Regions from separate parts of the Homo sapiens genome. Here region 2 is linked to region 1. The links are chromatin contacts, found by Hi-C or POLR2A ChIA-PET in ENCODE. All regions are on one chromosome and are shown on one strand. Each heading gives the region's core, a stretch centred on a gene start or an enhancer-like site at or near the end of the contact. The rest is flanking DNA. Distances are from core to core; before and after follow the strand shown.

Region 1 (5,212 bases), core at 1,048-3,547:
ATGGACTTTTGAACTCTTGGGCTCAAGCTTCTTGCTTCAGCCTCCCAAGTGGTTGGTTTTACAGGTTTGCGCCACTGTGCCTGGCTGTTGGGTGGATTTTAGTATGAAAACTACAGATCCTAAGAGATGATCCCTGGGCATATCAACAAAGTATATGTTTTAAAAAGCCAAGCTTATTAGAAATATTATGTCCTATGATACTGGAAATCCATTTTTATTTGAAAATATTAAATAGAGTTGACATGTTGAATTTTTTAGTATAGATTAAGGCACTAGTTCTTAGGATGGCTTTTGGTGCAGTGACTCACGCTTGTAATCCCAGCACTTTGGGAGGCCGAGGCAAGCAGATCACTTGAGGTCAGGAGTTCGAGACCAGCCCTGGCCAACATGGTTAAACCCCATCTCTACTAAAAATACAAAAAATTAGCTGGGCGTGGTGGCTCACACCTGTAATCCCAGCTACTCCAGAGGCTGAGGCAGGAGAATCACTTGAACGCGGGAGGCGGAGGTTGCAGGGAGCCAAGATCATGCCACTGCACTCCAGCCTGGGTGACAGAGCAAGACTCCATCTAAAAAAAAAAAAAAAATTATTGGGGACTCTAAAGAGTTTTATTTACATAGATTTTATCTACTGATATTGGTCATATTAGAAATTTAAGATGAGAGATTTTAAAGATTTATTAATTGATTTAAAATAGTAATAGTAATCCCTTTATACAGTTACACAAACTACATAATTTTATGAAAAAGGACATTTTCCCTAACAAAAAAAATTTAGTGGGAAGAGTGGTGTTTTACATCCCTCTTCTGTCTGACTTAAATAAAACATAGTTGGACTCTCAGCTGCTTCTGCTTCAATCTGTTGTGATATGTTTTGGTTGAAGTGTATGTCTAACACATATATGTAATTGAAAAAAGGAGGGAATATTTTAATAGCTTTTTCACGTAACTGGAGATATTCTTTGATACTTTTGATAGTGGTCGTTGGCAAGTAAGTTTCTCAAAGGTTGGTTGCAAGGTAGAGAATGAAACCGTGTCTGTGTTTCATATTGGTCCATCTTATGTGTTGAATGGCTCTTTTATGTGTTGGTGTGACCGCATTCTTTAGTTTGGAAAACACTATTTCATTGAGTTCTGCAGGTTCTTCTAAATGTTGACACATTTCATTATTCAACATCAAAAAAGTCACAATTATTAGTATCACCATCAGTCTCATCAAAGAGCCTTTAAGTATTATTAGGAAGCCGTCAAGCTGACGGTAGATGCACATTTTCTAAGATTGTGTTTTTCACTTGGAAAACTTTATTGTATTTCAAAAAAGTATCTGCCAAATATCCAAGTCTAAGCAACCATATTGTAGTTGTTCTTTTGAGTCAAAGTGGTGTTTCATGGAGAGAGTGGCTGCTCAGCTCAAGACAGCCCTCATCCCTGGAGTGTAGCCAAATGCTTTATGTGTCAGAATATTTACTCAGAATTCTGAACCTTTTTTTTTTTTTTTTTTTGAGACAAAGTCTTGCTCTGTGCCCAGGCTGGAGTGCAGTGGCCCAGTCTTAGCTCACTGCAACCTCCACCTCCTGGGTTCAAGCGATTCTACTGCCTCAGACTTATGAGTAGCTGGGATTACAGGCACACGCCACCACGCCCGGCTAATTTTTATAGTTTTAGTAGAGATGGGGTTTCACCATGTTTGCCAGGCTGGTCTCCAACTCCTGGCCTCATGTGATCCACCTGCCTTGGCCTCGTAAAGTGCTGTGATTATAGGTGTGAGCCACCATGCCTGGCCCAGAATCAATAATTGTTAATGCTTCATCGAGACTTTCTTAAATGAAACTGGCATAAAAGACAACAAAAAGCCCCTGGGATTTCATGGTGGGAAGAACATAATTCCTGCTAGTACCGCCTGGCACTGTCACCTTGACTCAGGCTAAGGTTCCTGCTGTCACACCACCATTGCTCTTGCACCATCAGTGCAAACGTCAACACAAGGAAAAAGGCAAATAGTGGCTCAGTATTATCATTAAAGTGGTTTGATCATGAGGACCCTTAAGGGTTTGTGGAGCATACTTTGAGGCACACTTTGATTTAAGAGGTTAGAAACATCACATTAAAATTCATACTAATAAAGTGAAATTGTGCCAATTGCCCAAAACAGTGCATCAATCCAAAACTCTTATTTGTCTTGGAGAAATGCATTCAAAACATAGTCAACACCACTATCTCATTTTGTCTCTGTGTTGTGTTAAGATGGGTTTGCATACTTTCAGCCTCTTAGAGCAGGCAGTTGGAACATTATCCAGCAGCAGGTTGAACAGCAGAGGGGGAGGGCAGCTGGAAGTTAGGCTAATCTAACAAATGAGTCATCCACATGTGGATAATGGAGTTGTAAAATTACTCTCAGCTTTAGTCAGCAGCAACCAAACTATACGGTTAAAAATTACAGGTCTCCAAAATAGAGACTTCCTGAGAACTTTTAGTATAGCATTTAACTGAGAATGTATCAAGGGTTTGGTTGAGGATTTTTTCATAAAACCTTTCTGTTCTGGAAGGCAAGTTTGTTATTAAGAGCTTCAGTAATTTCTCTTACGAAGTGTTCAAAATGCACCAGAACCTGAACACAATGTGAGCAGCTGAGTGTTCATCTTAGCTGCGTCCATCAAGTGAACGGTTTGCTCTCTTCCTGTCCATAATTTGAGAGTCAGCCTAATGGTGAGTGGACAGTCATCTAATAAAATATTTCATACCTGTGGCAGCAGGTATAAAGCAAATAGTTTATTTTTGCTTTCCATGTAAAGTTTGGCAGTAAAGTTTTTGTCTTGAGATTTTTGTTTTATAAGAGAAATTAAAATTCCTTCTGGGCTTTTGCTGTTCTCCCCTGAGGATGAATATGCTGCCTGCCTACCCTGCTACCCCCCGCATTTGGCAAGGTTGCACATGTCTTAGGGATGGAAAACCAGTAGCCAACACTAAACCAGGCCTGCTGTGTAGACCTGGCTTGGTGAGTATGGAGCTGTTCCGCAGTAGAGGTTTGCAAAGAAACCATCACACCCTTGTTTCCTCTCTCCTTCTGGCTTTTCATTTTTCTTCTGGCCTTTTGCATGGAAGAAATAAGTCATCCCTTTTGAACAGTTTGGGTATGGAGTGTTTGCCCATGCGGTAGACTCTGGCAGGACAGAGAGGGTTTTCCCGGGCCTTTAGTTGTCCAGGTCCTGTATTCTCACATCTCCTCTGGGCTGCTGACTGCGCACAAACACAAAATTCATTCCTCCAATAGAACAGTGTTTGGCCTGGCTCCCAAAAACTGCTCTCCTCACTTGCACGGCTTTGATTGAGTGTTAGGTGTCTCTTTGGCTGCCTCCAGTGTCTCTTATTTTTAGGGCCTTCGTTAATGTCTTCTGTGTGTGAAACATGAAAATGGAGCCATGGCTGCTGGAATTGGAAACTTAGGGTTTTTAGGCCACCATTCCCTTATCACATGGCGTTATCAGGTTATTTAGTTACAGAGGTTAAAAAAAAAGTCCACCCTAGGAGCCGGCGTGTGTGGGGAAAGGAGAGAGGGGGCAGCTGAGCACCTAATGGGCAGTGAAAAAAGATATTGTAACTAAAGCTCGGGCTAGTGTCCTCAGAGCGATGGCCTTTCAGGTGCTGGCAGGGGTCTGCTTACAGCTCAGCCTGGTTACAAATGAGGGGATAAATTGGTGGTAACAGTGCCTTTTTATTTTTTTCCTTTTTCCTTTGGAAACTGGCTTTTCACATGTTGGAAAACGAGCTTGGATGCTCGGTGTAGGTAACAGGCAATTCTGATCTGAGAGGAAGGGCTCAGGAAAGGTGTGACCAAATGAGCCGTCTGAGTGGTCAGTCCTGCCCGGGGCTCACCCAGGCAGGGAGCTGGGGTCTTTCATGTGGGTGTCCGTGGACCCACAGGAGACAGGGAGGGATTGATTACAGGGGAGACCACTTCTGTTTCCCTTTCCTAAAGGAAACAGAAAATGGAAATAAAAATCTAAAATTATGTTATTTTCCATTTTTGGAATTCTGTTCATTTGTGTTTGGGGCCAGTTTTATTATTTTTTTTAATCTTTTTTGAGACAGGATCTTACTCTCTCACCCAGGCTGCAGTGCAGTGGCACCGTCGTGGCTCACTGCACCCTTGACCTCCCAGGCTTAAGCGATCCTCCCACCTCAGCCTCCCAAGTAGCTGGGACTATAGGTGCACACAACCACACCTGGCTAATTTTTTTTTCCCCTTGGTAGAGATGGGGTTTTGCTGTGTTGCCCAGGCTGGCCTTGAACTCCTGGGCTCAAGCAATCTGCTTGCCTTGGCCTCCCAAACTGCTGGGATTACAGACGTGAGGCACCGTGACTAGCCTGGGACCAGTTTTTGACGGTCCCTAGCCTTCCATGAGCATTCGTGTGCAAATGCACAGTCCAGAGGCATGTTTAGTTGACTCTGGTTTCCTCCCTCCCTTTCAATGTGTGGAACTCGCAGCGTTCTTTCTCTGCATTGCTGCGATCTGCCACACTTCTCGTTTTATCATGGACTGCAGTACAATGTAATTGTCTGTGTGCCAGTTTCCTCTGTCTTACTAAAGTGTGAATGTTTGATGGAAGAAACTCTGAGTGGACAGGGTCTGTCATAATCACCCCAGTATTCCCCATCGTGTGGTGCTGAGCTTGGTATGTAGTGGGGAGTGGGTATGCAGTGAATGTGGAATGGGTGGATGCTTGAATGAGTACAGCCGAATTTCCTGGCCAGGAAAACCATGAAGTGTTAGCACTGTTCTGATTTTACTTCCTCCTTCAGGCTATGGGCGCGTGCCAACTGACAGGGCAGGGACTGCCATGGCTAGTGGCTATTACCTAAACTCCAGCCCAGTTTTGGTGCCCCCGTTTCTGAGTCCTGAGCAAGTGTTCCTGGCATTGTGTTGGTTCCTATGGTATGTGTTTTAGTCTGTGAGACTCTTTCCTCAGTTTGAAGATCTGAAAGTAAAATGTTTCACCCAAGGTTTTTAGATTCGAGAGCTCATCCCGTAGGCCAGGGAGAGTGAGTACTAATACCCTATATGTGGCTGTGTTTAGAAAGGGCTATTGGGAAACATAAAAAATAGATTTTGACATTGGAAACAAATACATTTTAGTATGTGCTGCTAAAGAAATGTGTGCTATAAGCTATTCTCCTGGGGTTATAAATCATTAAATATTAACTTTTTAAACG
Region 2 (4,858 bases), core at 37-2,536, 120 kb before region 1:
TCCTGGCTCATAGAATGTTTTTAACGGGACCACTGTGGAAAATGGTAAATCATCTGGCTTGGGACAGGCTGAAAGAGGGCACAAAGCAGATGGTTAACAAATCTCTATTTGCATTTTAAAGTTCAGCTAAGCCCACAAATGAAAAATGTGTGTACTGTTACCAATTATAAGCATACCAAGTTGCATGCCAAATACCTCATATACACTATCTCATCTAATCCCCTCAACAACCATTTGAAGGAGGTATTATAATTATCCCCATTTTACAGGTCAGTATGCTGAGGCTTAAATTGGCTACGTATCTTACAGAGGAGCTTTACACATGGCAATATTAAAGAATCAGTATCAATCCAGTCCCTCCAGCATCCACTCTAAAGAGAATTTAGTTATCAGCTGGGCGCAGTTGCTCACACCTGTAATCCCAGCACTTTGGGAGGCTGAGGCGGGTGGATCACGAGGTCAGGAGATAGAGACCAACCTGGCTAACACGGTGAAACCCCGTCTCTACTAAAAATACAAAAAATTAGCCGGGTGTGGTGGCGGGCGCCTGTGGTCCCAGCTACTCGGGAAGCTGAAGCAGGAGAATGGAGTGAACCCAGGAGGCGGAGCTTGCAGTGAGCCGAGATCGCACCACTGCACTTCAGCCTGGCGACAGAGCGAGACTCTGTCTCAAAAAAAAAAAAAAAGAATTTAATTATTCTTCTTCTTATTATTATTATTGTTGACTGAGTTTTGCTCTTGTTGCCCAGACTGGAGTGCAATGGGGGGACCTCGGCTCACTGCAACCTCTGCCTCCCAGGTTCAAGCAATTCTCCTGCCTCAGCCTCCCGAGTGGCTGGGATTACAGGCGCCTGCCATCACGCCCGGCTAATTTTTGTGTTTTTAGTAAAGACAGGGTTTCACTATGTTGCCCAGGCTGGGCTCGAATTCCTGACCTCAACTGATTCGCCCACCTCGGCCATGATGCCCAGCTAATTTTTGTATTTTTCATAAAGACGGGGTTTCACCATGTTGGCCAGACTGGTCTCGAACTCCTGACCTCAGGTGATCCACCTGCCTTGGCCTCCCAAAGTGCTGAGATTACAGATGTGAGCAAGCACGCCCGGCCTACTTATCATTATTGATCCCTGACATATACGAAGGGGTTGGATATATTAATTATTTTTTCAAAAGCAAAAAGTACTTACTCCGTCCTGCAATAGCAACATGGCAGAGAAAACTCGAGAACAAGATGAGCACTGGAGAAATCATTGTGGATGAGTCACACTGGCACTACCAAAGTGGTTTTCGTCTGCTAAAAAGACAGAGCCAAATATGAAAGCGCTTAAACATTAACCATTTTCTGGTGTACTTTTATCTTTGTAAATAGAAGATAAAGTATCATGATTTGAATGGAACTCTGAGACCCACATTCTTTAATCATTTACTTTCCACTTATGTGGCTCTGTTATGAAATCTTTGGGAGATGGTTTCTGTCTTCATAACGTTTTTGTTAATGGCACAAAACAGTTCATTATTGCTTTTGACAGAAACTTGTTGTTTCCGGGGTTGCCTGGACTTCTCATTCTCCATCTTTTGTTTTGTGTATGTTGTAGATGGAACACCAAAAGATCGAAGCTCCTGTTTCACTCACAGCCTTGGCATATAAACTTTGGACAAACACCTACTCTCTGTTCTCAGTCTCCACCTCTCTAAAATGATGTTCCAGTTTTCAGATGTATAATTACAAAGAATGTCTTCCAGGAGGCACTTACAACTTTAATTCCCTACAAACTGAGCTCAACATCCTCTCTTGCAAGCTCCTATAGCTCCAGTTAGGACCTTAGAGCTATCCTTGAATTCTCTATCTTCTCTTACGTCAGATCAATACAAAGTCCTCCTCATCCATTCTTAATATGTCTTGGATCTGTCTAGACAGGTTTCTAGATCTGTTTCAGGAATTTGAAAATTGATTTGAAATTAACAACTTGGGACTCGAAGAAGAAAAAAAAACTTGAGTAGGATAAGATAATGGGCCAGTGCTGATGTTGTTGCTTGAGAGGGTTCGGAAGGGGGGTTGTCTTTGATTCCCTAGTTCTCTTCTACATCATTTGCTCTAAAAAAAAAAAAAAGGATATATAAATGGACAATAGCCAGGCCATATGTGAAAACAGAACTCTGACCCACACATCTGTAGCAACAGGTCTAGAAAGCCAAACCTACAACCTCTATAGCAGTTGGCCCAACTTAAGGCCAACCAGAGAAATCCAAACATATTTCTCTAACCAATCACATGGACACCTCACTTCTAGTTAGTTTCCTTCCATCCTCCCCATACCAACAATCCGTTGGAGCACACCTGAAGCCTTTCCTTTTTTCTATTATAAAGCTTTCCCACTCCTCTGTCTGACTTTGACTTTGAGTCTCTGCCAAACACAACTGTTAATGGCTGCCTCCCTTCCTATAGCAAGCTCTGAATAAATAACCTCCGCTTGCTCTCATTTGGGTGATCTTGGTTTATATCCAGAGGTCTAAAATTCCCTGAGACACATCAGCTTGAGAAATCTCCATCTGTCAGGCAGATGATTCTTAAATTACGATCCTAATGAACATTGTGTTCCATGATAAGAAGAGTGTGCTGCCACTAATGTGAAATAACAGTGGTCCTTCCCTATTTGTCCTTCTAAGGGGAAGGAGATTCTTGTTCTCTGGATAATTCCCAGGTTCCGCTTTATTGTGGAGAATCTCCTTGATGAATGAAGAAGAAAGAAAACTAATGAAGTCAGGAGGAGCCAAGTCGTTCTGTATAGTAAGATCTGAAGTAGAAGGGGAAAAGGAGAGAGAAACCAAAGAGGTCGGGCATCAGTTAAAGAAAATTTGAGAAAAGGTTAAAATTGAGACGAGAATATTTTCAGCAACAGCTACAAACTGAGTGCCTGATATTGAGAGAGGACAAGGAGAAGGGTTTTTAATGATGTTTCCTGGTGGCTGGGCTCCCTTGCATTAGGAAACTTGGGGTAGGGGTGTCGAAATAGTTTATATTCTATTTTAGGTGGTTGTTACTTGGCTACATGCAATTTTCAAAAGCCATCAAGCCAAATATTTAAGATCTGTGTGTTTACTTGATTATACTTCAATTGGAAAACTATGCACTCCTTTCCTCCTTCTTCCCTCCCTCCCTTCTTCCTTCCCTCCCTCCCTTCTCCTTCCTTCCCTCCCTTCTCCCCTCCCTTTTTCCCTCCCTTCCTCCCTCCCTCCTTTCTTCCCTTCCTTCCTTCCTTCCTCCCTCCCTTCCTCTCTTTCTCCTTTCCTCCCTTCCTCTCTTCCTCCCTTCCTCCTTCTTTTCATCCTAACTCAGTCTAAAAGTCACAAGGAAGGCCTCAAGGGGAAAGTCATGCTTATCTGTGTAAGGATGGCAGCGTGATGGTGTCACAAGCTTAGCTACATATAGGAGATTGAGCAAACAAGCAAATATATTGAGGATAATGGGGGTCAGGTTTCTCACTAACAAGAGAAGTAACAATGCGGAAAGAAGGAAAGTTAGCATGAACCTTGAGGTGTTGGATTGAAAATGGAGACAGTACAAATTGTGCGTATATATAAACAGATACAGAAATCAATATAGATATAATGGTATGTACATGTGTGTGAATGTATGCCTGAATATACATATAATTCTTAGTTCTGTCCACTAGGATAATAGCAGTAGTACATCCAGTAGCAATGAGCACACACAGTGCCTAAATATTGGTTGTTAAATGCAATTCTTGGCCAGGCCGTGGTGGCTAATGCCTGTAATCCCAGCACTTCAGGAAGAAAGAAAGATCGCTTGAGGTCAGGAGTTCAAGACCAGCCTAGCCAACAGGGTGAAACCCTGTCTTTACAAAAACTACAAAACCTAGCCAGGCATGATGGCAGGTGCCTGTAATCCCAGCTACTTGGGAGGCTGAGGCAAGATAATCATTTGAACCCAGAAGGCAGGGGTTGCAGTGAGCCAATGAGATTGCAACACTGCACTCCAGCCTAGGCAACAGAGCGAGACACTATCTAAATAAATAAATAAATGCAATCCACCATCGAAAGGCACCAAAGCTCCTTAGAAAATTGGCTGATTCTTGAACTGGGTCAAGGAAAAGTACAAGATGAGCCTGGAACACCATCTTGAACAACTTAGGTAATGCTCAGAGAATGATAGGGACATGTCCAAAGGACAGAGAAGCCATTTGAAAGTGGCTTTCTTGACTGGGTGCGGTGGCTCACGCCTGTAATCCCAGCAGTTCAGGAGGCCGAGGTGGGTGGATCACTTGAGGTCAGGAGTTTGAGACCAGCCTGGCCAACATGGTGAAATCCCGTCTCTACTAAAAATACAAAAATTAGCAGGGCATGGTGGCGTGTACCTGTTATGCCAGCTAGGAGGCTGAGGCAGGGGAATCACCTGAACCCGGGAGGCAGAGGTTGCAGTGAGCCAAGATCGTGACACTGCACTCCAGCCTGGGCGACAGAGTGAGATTCCATCTCAAAAAAAAAAAAAAAAAAAAAAAAAAAAAAAAAGCGGGGGGCGGGGGGTGCTTTCTCTGGTCAAATATGTGACAGTTTGTCCAAATAAGTAATAATAGTAATGGATTATACTCCACTGAATAAAATAGGAATCAGTGAGTCCACAGTGATAGTAATAAACACATTAACAATTATGTGAAGAGATAAGAAAGTTATTCCTTAGAGTATAATGCCAAGCAATTAATATAGAGGAATACTGGACTTAGAGAATTGTAATTTGGAAATAATTATGAAACGATTTAATTCTGGCAAAGAAGTATCAATTGATGCTAGAATCAGGGGATACAAGTAGGATGAGAAATGTTCATACAGCCTTAAACAT

Evidence for each region. Hi-C counts contacts between places; a loop is a spot of excess contacts on that map. ChIA-PET counts read pairs that join two places held with the same protein, here RNA polymerase II (POLR2A).
Region 2: a loop to region 1 is called in a map of HepG2, with 2.2 times the contacts of the local background. The contact joins the promoter of APOH here to the enhancer-like site in region 1. A Hi-C loop is called at or near these places in 2 of 168 maps with a recorded cell type or tissue (HepG2 and astrocyte of the cerebellum). POLR2A ChIA-PET finds 5 or more read pairs at or near these places in 1 of 52 experiments (T-cell).

Annotation. Positions count from the first base shown.
Region 1 is chr17:66,346,459-66,351,670 of GRCh38, forward strand. All of the region lies in intron 2 of PRKCA (protein kinase C alpha), which reads left to right. Among named protein-coding and RNA genes, the nearest start is that of PRKCA, 46 kb to the left of the region's middle. RefSeq lists an enhancer at 2,133-2,427. Within about 2 kb of position 2,298, at least 10 of the 41 ENCODE cell types and tissues checked have a DNase peak (open chromatin) inside an H3K27ac peak, as active enhancers do.
Region 2 is chr17:66,228,129-66,232,986 of GRCh38, forward strand. APOH (apolipoprotein H) reads right to left here and starts at 1,287. Exons shown (of 8, transcript NM_000042.3): 1 at 1,188-1,287; 2 at 1-68. The coding sequence starts at 1,251.